Regions from separate parts of the Homo sapiens genome. Here regions 2 and 3 are each linked to region 1. Evidence: chromatin contacts called from ENCODE Hi-C or POLR2A ChIA-PET data. All regions are on one chromosome and are shown on one strand. Each heading gives the region's core, a stretch centred on a gene start or an enhancer-like site at or near the end of the contact. The rest is flanking DNA. Distances are from core to core; before and after follow the strand shown.

What was found. A loop is a pair of places that touch in the nucleus more often than their neighbours do. ChIA-PET counts read pairs that join two places held with the same protein, here RNA polymerase II (POLR2A). Pooled maps may share reads with other maps.
Region 2: a map of naive thymus-derived CD4-positive, alpha-beta T cell shows a loop between it and region 1 (2.6-fold over the local background). The contact joins the promoter of ULBP2 here to the promoter of LRP11 in region 1. A Hi-C loop is called at or near these places in 1 of 168 maps with a recorded cell type or tissue (naive thymus-derived CD4-positive, alpha-beta T cell), 1 of 37 single-sample maps with no recorded cell type and 7 of 50 pooled maps.
Region 3: a loop to region 1 is called in a map of CD4-positive, alpha-beta T cell, with 1.9 times the contacts of the local background. The contact joins the enhancer-like site here to the promoter of LRP11 in region 1. A Hi-C loop is called at or near these places in 5 of 168 maps with a recorded cell type or tissue (CD4-positive, alpha-beta T cell, CD8-positive, alpha-beta T cell, ascending aorta and 2 more) and 13 of 50 pooled maps. POLR2A ChIA-PET finds 5 or more read pairs at or near these places in 3 of 52 experiments (WTC11, activated CD4-positive, alpha-beta T cell and activated T-cell).

Annotation. Positions count from the first base shown.
Region 1 is chr6:149,862,281-149,865,980 of GRCh38, reverse strand. LRP11 (LDL receptor related protein 11) reads left to right here and starts at 1,622. Exons shown (of 7, transcript NM_032832.6): 1 at 1,622-2,573. The coding sequence starts at 1,961. RAET1E-LRP11 (RAET1E-LRP11 readthrough) reads left to right here. Exons shown (of 15, transcript NR_182438.1): 8 at 637-765; 9 at 984-1,096. It overlaps RAET1E-AS1 (RAET1E antisense RNA 1), which reads right to left and starts at 2,483. Exons shown (of 2, transcript NR_045126.1): 1 at 1,599-2,483. RefSeq lists an enhancer at 1,311-1,811 and silencers at 1,468-1,917, 1,988-2,047, 2,188-2,297, 2,468-2,617.
Region 2 is chr6:149,940,266-149,943,793 of GRCh38, reverse strand. ULBP2 (UL16 binding protein 2) reads right to left here and starts at 1,780. Exons shown (of 5, transcript NM_025217.4): 1 at 1,637-1,780. The coding sequence starts at 1,721. RefSeq lists a silencer at 1,783-1,912.
Region 3 is chr6:149,759,412-149,763,344 of GRCh38, reverse strand. The region is part of intron 1 of PCMT1 (protein-L-isoaspartate (D-aspartate) O-methyltransferase); the gene reads right to left. Among named protein-coding and RNA genes, the nearest start is that of PCMT1, 12 kb to the right of the region's middle. Within about 2 kb of position 1,749, at least 3 of the 41 ENCODE cell types and tissues checked have a DNase peak (open chromatin) inside an H3K27ac peak, as active enhancers do.

The DNA.
Region 1 (3,700 bases), core at 373-2,872:
GTGAAAGTGTTTGGCAAACTTTGAAATCATGTACAATTCTTAGTTAATATTATATATTATCATGTTATTTTTAATATTAATAACTTATATAACAACTAGTCCTTGGAGGGTTTGATGATACCCTCAGTCAGCATTTTCATCACTAGTGAAAGTTTCTCCTCATAACAATCCTGCTCAAGCTCTCCAAGGTCTATGGCAAAAAATAAAAATAAAAAATAAAAAGCATTATGTTGCTTCAAGGTCATCTTACAATGACTGCAGTTGTGTGGGATGAGTATGCCATATGAGGAAGAATCTCCAGGCCGAAGTGGTACAGTCCAGACACAGCCTTTAGAGCTAAGAGGCCATTTCTTTTAGCCTCAAAAATCACTCAAATATACCCCTGCAAAAACTTTATAATTTCTCCCTTTGATGGAATGGCAAGTAACATTGAGCTTTTTTCTTTCTTTTCTATTGCTACCTTTTAATTTTACCTCCTACTCTGATCTGGATCTGCAAGCAATGGGTTCCTAAATGTCAACTCTGGAGATAATAAACACATAGCAGAGACTGATATTTTCCCACCAATTATTTATTCTTTCAATCCTAAAAAATACAGACACTTAACAGTGTTCTATTTACAATGTGCGCATCCAGGCAAAAATTTCCGGACAGGCTAAAAAGCAAGAAAATGCGATCCACAATCAGGAGAAAAATGAATCAACAGAAACTGATTCAGAAACAAACAAGATGCAGATGCTGCTCACAGAAGTCTAGAACGCCAAGGTGAAGCCCCCACTGGGTTGGACATTTTCTTATTCCTTATGTCATTTAAAGCACAACTCCCGAGATTTTACGTGATATAACCGCTAGAGGCCTCTCTGTCACAGGCTGTATTACTCCCAGGTCCCCATGTTGGCTGTGTTCAGATTTTTTGTTATATTTGTGGAAATCTGAGTGCATGTGACGACTGCTATTTATGGGTTTTGTTTTTATTTTTAAAGACAGGGTCTTGTTCTGTCCCCCAGGCTGGAGTACAGTGGTGTGATCACAGCTCATTGCAGTCTCGAACTCCTGGGTCCAAGCCATCCTCCCAACTCAGCCTCAGGACTTACAGGCGAGTACCACCTCACCAGGCTTGATTTTTGTGTTTTTAAACAGACTGAACATCTTTCAGTACTTCCCATCCCCACCCCTCCCGGCCCTGACTCCGCCACCCCAACCCCGCCCCACTTTGTACTACCCAAGCACATCTTGGGAACATGATGCGGAAAGTCAGGGACGCTGGAGGTGAAGGACTGATGACGCGCTACGGTGGTCCTAGGTGCGCGTGCCCCCTCTCTGGAGTAGTCCCGGGGGTCACGAGGATTTGAAGACAGGCCCTCCCTTCCCACTGCCCCCATTCCCCCGAATGCCAAGCCCCTGTGGGCAGGCGCCCTGGGCAGGTGTGGTTGGTTGCTAAAGCCTGCTGGGCCCAGACATGAACCCTGCCCTAGCTGGGCAGCGGCGCGGGAGCAAAGTTGTTCTGAGGCTGCCCTCCCCGGGGCCTGCTCTCCCAGCCCTGGAGGAGCCGGCGCGAGACGCGCGGGGGCGGGGCCGCGCGGGGGGGCGGGGCTCACCAAGGCTCCACCCCGCCGCGGCCACTGTTCGCACACACCTGGTGCTGATCAACGCCGAGGCCGACTCGTCGCCACCCAGCGCGCCGCAGGCCGGGGCGGAGAGGCGCAGGGCGCTGGGCAGTCTCCGGCGAGGGCAAGGAGCGGTGCCCGGCTGGGCCGGCTATGTCTCCCGCTACTGCGGTTCCCGCCGGCGCCCGCGACCTCGGGGGAGCAGCCGGGTTCGGGGGCGCCGCGCTGTGAGGCCGGGGCCTAGAGCCAGCCGCGGCCGCGCAGGAGGGGCCCAGGGCCCGCGCTCGCCCGCGTCCCCGCCTTCCTCCCGCGCTCAGCCCCGCCTCGGCTCGCTGCCCTTGGCTCTCGTCGCCATGGCCTCCGTCGCCCAGGAGAGCGCGGGCTCGCAGCGCCGGCTACCGCCGCGTCACGGGGCGCTGCGCGGGCTGCTACTGCTCTGCCTGTGGCTGCCAAGCGGCCGTGCGGCCTTGCCGCCCGCGGCGCCGCTGTCCGAACTGCACGCGCAGCTGTCGGGCGTGGAGCAGCTGCTGGAGGAGTTCCGCCGGCAACTGCAGCAGGAGCGGCCTCAGGAGGAGCTGGAGCTGGAGCTGCGCGCGGGCGGCGGCCCCCAGGAGGACTGCCCGGGCCCGGGCAGCGGCGGCTACAGCGCAATGCCTGACGCCATCATCCGCACCAAGGACTCCCTGGCGGCGGGTGCCAGCTTCCTGCGGGCGCCGGCGGCCGTGCGGGGCTGGCGGCAATGCGTGGCGGCCTGCTGCTCCGAGCCGCGCTGCTCCGTGGCCGTGGTGGAGCTGCCCCGGCGCCCCGCGCCCCCGGCAGCCGTGCTCGGCTGCTACCTCTTCAACTGCACGGCGCGCGGCCGCAACGTCTGCAAGTTCGCGCTGCACAGCGGCTACAGCAGCTACAGCCTCAGCCGCGCGCCGGACGGCGCCGCCCTGGCCACCGCGCGCGCCTCGCCCCGGCAGGGTAAGCGCGCGACTGAGGGGCCGGCCTTGGCCAGAGCGCTCGAGACCCGCAGCGCCCTCGCCAAGTTGGAAGCGAAACACACTCGTGCCAAGTTATTTTAGCCGCGGGCACCCAGAAGAGTTTCTGGCATGGGTTTCTCTGTCTTAGGGAAGAGGAAGCCCAGTAGTTTGGCAGAAGCGGGCGGGCGGGCGCGGTGACGTGCTACTGGAATTTTTCTAGGCTTGAAGAGAAAGGCTGATCTGAGAGGATTCGTGGAAATATGACTTAAAAGGGGAGAAATGCTGAGAGAAAAAAGTTTGTTTTAGTCTCATGGGTTGTATAAGGCATGGTTTGTGTTAAGTAATTGCAAGAGCAAAATCTAATTAGATGCCGGGCTTCTCGTAACACCCACTCCTTTTTCTTGACGTGGCTCTCCTGACTTTGCCTGCGGTGGCTTTCATCATACAAAAATGGGAGGAAAACTTCTGGTCCCTTTTATAAAAAGTGAAAAGAGGGGACTTGATTTTCGTTGAAAATAAGAAACTTTAAGGCCGGGCGTGGTGGCTTATGCCTGTAATCCCAGCACTTTGGGAGGCCGAGGAGGGCGGATCACCTGAGGTCAGGAGTTTGAGACCTGCCTGACCAATGTGATGAAACCCCATCTCTACTAAAAATACAAAAATTAGCCAGAGCTGGTGGCATGCGCCTGTAATCCCAGCTATTCGGGAGGCTGAGGCAGGAGAATCGCTTGAACCTAGGAGGCGGAGGTTGCAGTGAGCCGAGATCGCGCCATTGCACTCCAGCCTGGGCAACAAGAGCGAAACTCCATCTTAAAAAAAAAAAAAAAAAAAGGAAAAGAAAATAGGAAACTTTAAAGCGTGTTTCTTAAGGACTAAAAATGATGCTGATTCGACGGTTTGACTTTTTGTAGATGCTCTGAATGAGAGAATCAGGACACATACAGGAGGCACAAAAATGGTAGTGGTTGGACATGAATGTCACGGAGGGAATAAGAGACCTTGATTGTGCCCACGTGTGGTCAGGCTCCGTGTGTTTAATCATGCCCTGTTGCTGTTTGATTTATAATAGCACGAATGATATCAGCAAGATGGGGGCGGAGCTCAGCCCCTTTGGAAGTGTGGATTCTC
Region 2 (3,528 bases), core at 531-3,030, 78 kb before region 1:
CAATGCCACTCACAGCAAGGAAATCGCAACATTAAGCAGTGGCTCCTGTAGAGTACTGCACCTTGGCAGAGATGGGGCCTTTTGCCATGCATATAAAGAAGGCCCATGACAAGGCACCAGAATGGAATGAAGCTTAGGGATGCCTATTGCTGAAGGCCTCAGAGCTGCCCATTACTGGTGGGCTCCTCACCCTCTAGGTCATTAGGAAGTTAGGCCCAGCAGTGAGAAGACGCAGGTGGTTCTTCTGGGATGGGCAGGAGCAGGGCCACCGGGAACCAAGAAGCTGCACAAGCAGTTGGACCCGATCCCCAGGACACCACGTGGCTGCACCCCCTCACCCTCAGCTCACACCTGAGGCTTCAGGGAGGGTACCTGATGGTCCCCGTGGATGCCACTCAGCACAAAGGAGGGGAGAATAAGCCCCCAACTATGGGACCCCCACTCCCATCACATCCACACCACCCAGAAGCCACAGACAAGGTAGGACCACCTTCTACTCTCCAACTGACATCAGAGACATCACTTGGAGATGACACCATAGGGGATGGGGCACTATTCACTGGGACATTGTAATCCCCTGATCTGGGATCAGCAACCTAGGACAGGGTCCAAATCTGGTCCCCCCTATTTGAAGGTTGCCATTGCCTGCTGTTGCTCTACAAAGGGACAGGACTGGACACTGAGACGGAGAACCCACGGCCTGCAAAGATCACAGGGCATCCTTCCTCCCTTTCTAGAAAGAGTTTGCTGACCCCTGTCTACACAGTGACTATTCTCTATGACGCTGACACCCCCGTAGGAAGAACAGGCGGTCTGGGCCCCAAGGGCAGAAGTGGGTGCCTCTACTCACCAGAGTTCCCAGGGTCATCCTGGAGGAAATGGTGCTTCCCATCCCCCCTGCACAGGTTCTGAGGGGAGCTTGGGGTGTGTTTGCTGGGGTGTGTCCTCAGGCAAGAGGCAGAAGGTGCGACGTGGTGTAGGAGGTGGTGAGGTCCCCTTCATGGATGGGGAGACCTCTGGGGTGACCAGCTGGGCTGAGGTGGGCAGTAAGAGGACGTGACCTGGGTGGTGGCAGTGGATGGTGAGGGGAGGGGTGGCGGTTGTCTGCTGAGCCCCTGGGTGCAGGTGAGTGTCTACAGGAAAGTGCAGGGAAAAATTCAAGGGCACGCAGCCCTGGGGGCGCTGGAGGGTTTGTGTGGTGGAGAGCGGGTGAGAGCAGAGCAGGCCTGTGGCTGGTGGGGGTGTCTGTGATCGCGTCCCTGTGGAATCCCGCTTCACCCCTGTCCTGTCCCCAGCTCCGGTTCCGGGGGCTCTGGTTTTTCCTTCCCGAGGGCGGGTGGGACTGCCAGGCTGCACCAGGGATCCCCGCCCCACCTCGCTCTCTGCAGCCCTCCGGCCCCTCCACCCTCCTGCCAGCCTCCTTTCCACCCCGCTCCTTTTCGCCTCTTCCCGGGCAAGAAGCAGCCTCGGGGACTGCACCCAGCAGGAAGGAGCCGCCGACCGGAACTGAACGGGGGCGCAGTTAGGGGAGATCTCCCCCGTCCTTCTAGAAGCCTCCCCTCCTCTGAAACCCGCGGCAGTTCACAGCCCTCCAGGCTTGGTCCCCGCCCGGCTTAGGCTCCATCCACGAACTCACCGGCTCGCCCAGCCCGGGACCAGCCGGACAGCAGGAGCAGAAGCGGGAGGCACAGAAGGATCTTGGTAGCGGCGGCTGCTGCCATTAAGGACCCAGAGCGCTAGGGATGAGAGACTTGATGGAAGGAGAGCCTGGAAGATGAATCACCTCAAGGTTTTAAAGCCTCCCTATGTACGGGCGCGCCCCCCGTTTCCCGCTGTCATAGCGTCAAGCGGGTCATAGCGTCACGCGGCTAGAAATATGATTGGCTGCCCTGACGGTGTCCCTCCCCTTCCCGGGCGTCCCTCCCCTTTGTCCCAACCCCCTTCGGGTTGGTGTCTGGGTGTCCGCCCGGCTCCTGCCAAGACACGGTTCCTTCCACGACAGACTCATTTAATCATCACAACATTTTTTTATTGAAGGTGAAGAAACTTGCAGAGGAATATTCAGCGGCGGCGGCGTCTCCCTGTCCCCGCCTGGGTCCGCGACGCTCTCCCTCCCTCCGCCTGCGCCGCGAGGTCCCTGGCTTATCATGCTCTGGGCGCAGCCACGGGCCTGATCGCGTCCCCTCCACTACTGCGCCAGTTCCCAGTGGACGTGATTACAGTCCGGGCTAGGTTTTATTATTTATTTATTTATTTATTTATTTATTTAGAGACGGAGTTTCGCTCTTGTTGCCCAGGCTGGAGTGCAGTGGCGTGATCTCGGCTCACCGCAATCGCCGCTTCCCGGGTTCAAGGGATTCTCTGGCCTCAGCTTCCGGAGTAGCTGGGATTACAGACGCCCTCCACCACGCCCGGCGAATTGTTTGTATTTTTGGTAGAGATGGGGTTTCATCTTGTTGGCCAGGCTGGTCTCAAACTCATGACCTTAGGTGATCCACCCGTCTCGGCCTCCCAAAGTGCTGGGATTACAGGCGTTAGCCACCGCGCCTGGCCCGGGCTAGGTTTTATTACAGGAGCAGCAGGCAGGGTTCCAGAGGTTTAAAACAACATATTGTGCACTAAACAACTGGTCAAGATGGTAAATTTTATCTTCTATGTTTTTACCAAAATTAAACAGCTTTAAAAATATATATTAAAAAATTATGTCTTGTTCCTGCTCTGCCCAATGCAGATTGGCCAAAAGAGTCTACTTATTAAAATCGAGGACAACATGGAGGACCCCGTTCCTAAAATCTCAACCTGTGACACACTTGCTGATTTAGAAAGCTCCTCAGAGAGATGGGCCCTGAGCTCCCAGTTCAGCAGCCTCCCTCGCCCAGGTCCACGGATGGCACAGGGGGCTCAGCAGAGCAGGTTCAAGTGAAAGTTCCTGGTGGTTCCCCACTGTTAGTGCATTCTGCTGGCCTCTTCGCCCTGGGCAAAGGGCCAGCCACCCTTCAAAGCTAGGCACAAATGCCCGGTCCCATGCGTGTCCCTCATGTTCCCACAATACAGAACACCCTCCTGCTCGCTGAGACCTGGGTCCACAGTGAGTGCATCCAGATCTCCCTGTGTGACAACTGCTCACACAATTTAATTTGTGTGTGTAAGCATGTGTGACAGACTCTTACTCTGTCACCAGTCTGGAGTGCAGTGGCACGATCATAATTCACTGAATCCTCAACCTCCTGGGCTCAAGGCTTACTCCCTACTCAATATTGGAGAGTGTGGGGCAAGATAGTCTGAGCCACTAGCTGAGCCGTCCTCTTGTTACTGTTTCCTATGCCCTGGCAGATGCCTCAGTAGTATTCACTCCTGGATTTACCAAGCCCTGTGTTAGACTGGTCCAGGGGCTGAGTGGGTCTTGGCTGTGAGTGCAACTGGGGTGAGTTATTCTGCCAGGATTGGGAACTGTGTTACTCAGGAAACTTTTCTCATCACCCACCCCAATCCTGTCCCAGATGGGAGGAGCAGTGAGTGCTGTGTCCA
Region 3 (3,933 bases), core at 500-2,999, 100 kb after region 1:
ATAATTTTTCTGTCATTGGTAATCTATGATATATATATCATAGATATATATATCATAGATATCATAGATATTTATATCATAGATATCATAGATATATATATCATAGATATCATAGATATTTATATCATAGATATCATAGATATATATATCATAGATATCATAGATATATATCATAGATATCATAGATATATATCATAGATATATATATCATATATATCATAGATATACATATCATAGATATATATATCATATATATCATAGATATACATATCATAGATATATATATCATAGATATACATATCATAGATATCATAGATATATCATATATATCATAGATATATATATCATATATATCATAGATATATATATCATATATATCATAGATATACATATCATAGATATATATATCATATATATCATAGATATATATATCATAGATATATATCATAGATATATATAACATATATATCATAGATATATATATCATAGATATATATCATAGATATATATATCATATATATCATAGATTATCATAGATATATATATCATAGGTATATATATCATAGGTATATATATATCATAGGTATATATATCATAGATATATATATATCATAGATATATATATCATAGATATATATATCATAGATATATATATATCATAGATATATATATATCATAGATATATATATCATATATATATCATAGATATATATATATCATAGATATATATATATCATAGATATATATATCATAGATATATATATCATAGATATATATATCATAGATATATATATATCATAGATATATATATCATAGATATATATATCATAGATATATATATATATCATAGATTACCAGCACTCTAAAATATTTCTAACAAACAGAAAAGTAATTTGATGTTTTACTTTGCATGTACAGGCTAATTAGGGGTAAATGTGCAATTACCATTAGGCTTTTCTGAAATAGAGAACAGCTTGAGAGCCACCCATACCCGATCTGCTTGCCGCCCTAGGGTCTAAAGACCCTCATTAAATGATTATAATAATGGCTAATGTTGGTCCAAATATGCAACTGATCCAAATGAAAACAGGATTCAAAAAGGAGACTACAATAGAATCCAAGCTATCAGCCAAATAATAAAAACCTTGAAAAAATTAGGGTCATGGTAAGAAAAATATGTTTCTTTTCCCAACTTGAAGCGTGGGTGAAAACGGGCACAGAGGATAAATCAAATTCCAGGAAAAAAAACAAAAACACTATACAAGAGTTATGATTTACATATAAGGAAAACTAAAATGTAGCAAGATTTAAAGCAACTGATGAAGCATTAAAAAACAAAGGAAAAACATTTGACAGTCTTCAATAGCAGAAAGGTCTGTAATATAGGAAACAAAGGGCAAGGAATAAACTCAATACACTACATCGTTCAGCAAAGTATGGATACAGTCATAAATATTAATGATGGCTACTGATTTTCAACTTTTGAAATCAACAATAAGGTGCAGAAGATTTATTTACTGCTCAAAACAAAATGTAAATGTTATCAACTTTGACAATGTAAAAGAACTGTCAATCAATTAGGAAATGAGAGCGGGAACTCCCTAATACCCTTTCTTACCAAGTAGATGGGTTAAGAGGTAGTGTCAGTTTATAAATTATGGAACAAGAAACAGAGGTTAAAGTCTATTACTTAAAGTTACAAAGGTAACCACAAAAGAGGAACCAAAAACTATGATATAACTATATGAAGGAAGGGGATAGGTTTGTATTGTGTAAATACTCATCCATCTTGGCAGGAGGTCAGCAGATGATGTCTAAAGTAGATAAAACATGAAACATCAGTTTAAGCATATGATTTAGAGATATGAAGATAATCACAAGAACCAAAAACAGTTAAAAGTGGTTCACTCTAAGCAATGAGTCTGGGAATGGCGAAGAATGTTGTTTTTCATTATAAGCTCATCTTATTCTGTATCTTTTAAATATGTACATATATTACTTGATTAAAAATTAATATTCTCAATTCTCCTATCATAGATAGTATGTATGTGTATATATATATGTACACACACACACACACACACACATCACCCTTACAATTAGCAAGATACAGCAAGGACTGCTTTACTTTCATAGTGATAAAATTTTATGTGTGTGTGTGTGTGTATTTCATGTTTTATCTACTTTAGACATCATCTGCTGACCTCCTGCCAAGATGGATGAGTATTTACACAACACAAACCTATCCCCTTCCTTCATATAGTTATATCAGTTTTATATATGTGTGTATACACACACACACACACACACACACACACTTTTTTACCTGCATCCTCTATAATCCAGTATATAGTGATAGAATTATTTGGGTGCATTCCCAATTAGTCTCCCTGTGATTATGTGAACTCTTACAATTAAGTTCTTGTCAATGGAACATACGTAGAAATTATGGATACAACTTCCAGAACATGCTCTTTTTGTTTTGTTTGTTTTTTGAGACGGAGTCTTGCTCTGTGCCAGGCTGGAGTGCAGTGGTACGATCTTGGCTCACTGCAACCTCCGACTCCCTGGTTCAAGCGATTGTCCTGCCTCAGCCTCCCAAGTAGCTGGGACTATAGGCATGCACCACCATGCCCAGCTATTTTTTGTATTTTTAGTAGAGACAGGGTTTCACAGTGTTAGCCAAGATGGTCTCGATCTCCTGACCTCGTGATCCGCCCACCTCGACCTCCCAAAGTGCTGGGATTACAGGCATGAGCCACTACACCTGGCCCAGATCATGCTCTTAAAAGGAATGGGTGTTTTCCTTTTTCTCCTGCTTACCTCCCCATTGGCTGGAAGAGGGAAATGGTGAAGGTAAACTATCTTTAACCTTGTAGATGAGGGAAAGAGCAGAGCAACAAGAGAGGAGTCTAGGTCTTCAGCACCATGGAACCACCATATTAGTCTTGAACTGTTTGGACTGCTATGGGAGAGAGAAACTTATTTTGTTTAAGGTATTGTGGTTTGGTCTTTTTTTATAGCAACTGAACAATGTACCCTCATGCACAAGGCATATGAAGAGGCAAATAAGACCAGCCTGCAGAACAGGATTGGAGTTGGAGCATGGGAGTAAGCTATATAAGACTCTAAAAAGGCCTGGAAAGGTAAGCAAAAGGTGTTTACACCTGATACAGTAAGCATTAAGAAGCCTAAGCAGCAAAGTGACATAACAGAAATCAGTACACTAGGAAAAAATCAGTATAATGTGTAGAATGGATTGGATCTGAAAGGAGGGAAAATGAAAAGTATGACAACCAATCAGACACCAGGTATGTTACTCGTAAGTTTCAACTACGAACCTGGGCTGGGATGGTATCAATGAAAATATGGTGAAAGGGATGGCTATGAAAGGCATTTGTAAGAACTGCTGAGTTAATCTGATGACAGTCTGAAAGAATCAGTGATTATTCTAAGATATATGATCTAAAATGCTGAAAACTCTGGCAGAAATAAAAAAATAAAGAGGGCCTGTGTTGGTATAAGCACTGAAAATACAGGTAAGAAAATAGGCCGGGCGCAGTGGCTCACGCCTGTAATCCCAGCACTTTGGGAGGCCGAGGTGGGTGGATCACCTGAGGTCAGGAGTTTGAGACCAGCCTGGCCAATATGGTGAAACCCCGTCTCTACTAAAAATACAAAAATTAGCCAGATGTGGTGGCAGGTGCCCGTAATCTCTGCTACTTGGGAGGCTGAAGCAGGAGAATCACTTGAACAAGGGAGGCGGAGGTTGCAGTGAGCTGAGATCCCGCCATTGCACTCCAGCCCGGGCAACAAGAACAAAACTCCATCTCAAAAAAAAGAAAGAAAGAAAGAAAGAAAATAAGCTGCAGATAGATTTCAAGTCATATAGAAACTTTCTAAGCTTGTTACAAGGTTACATCTAAATAAAAG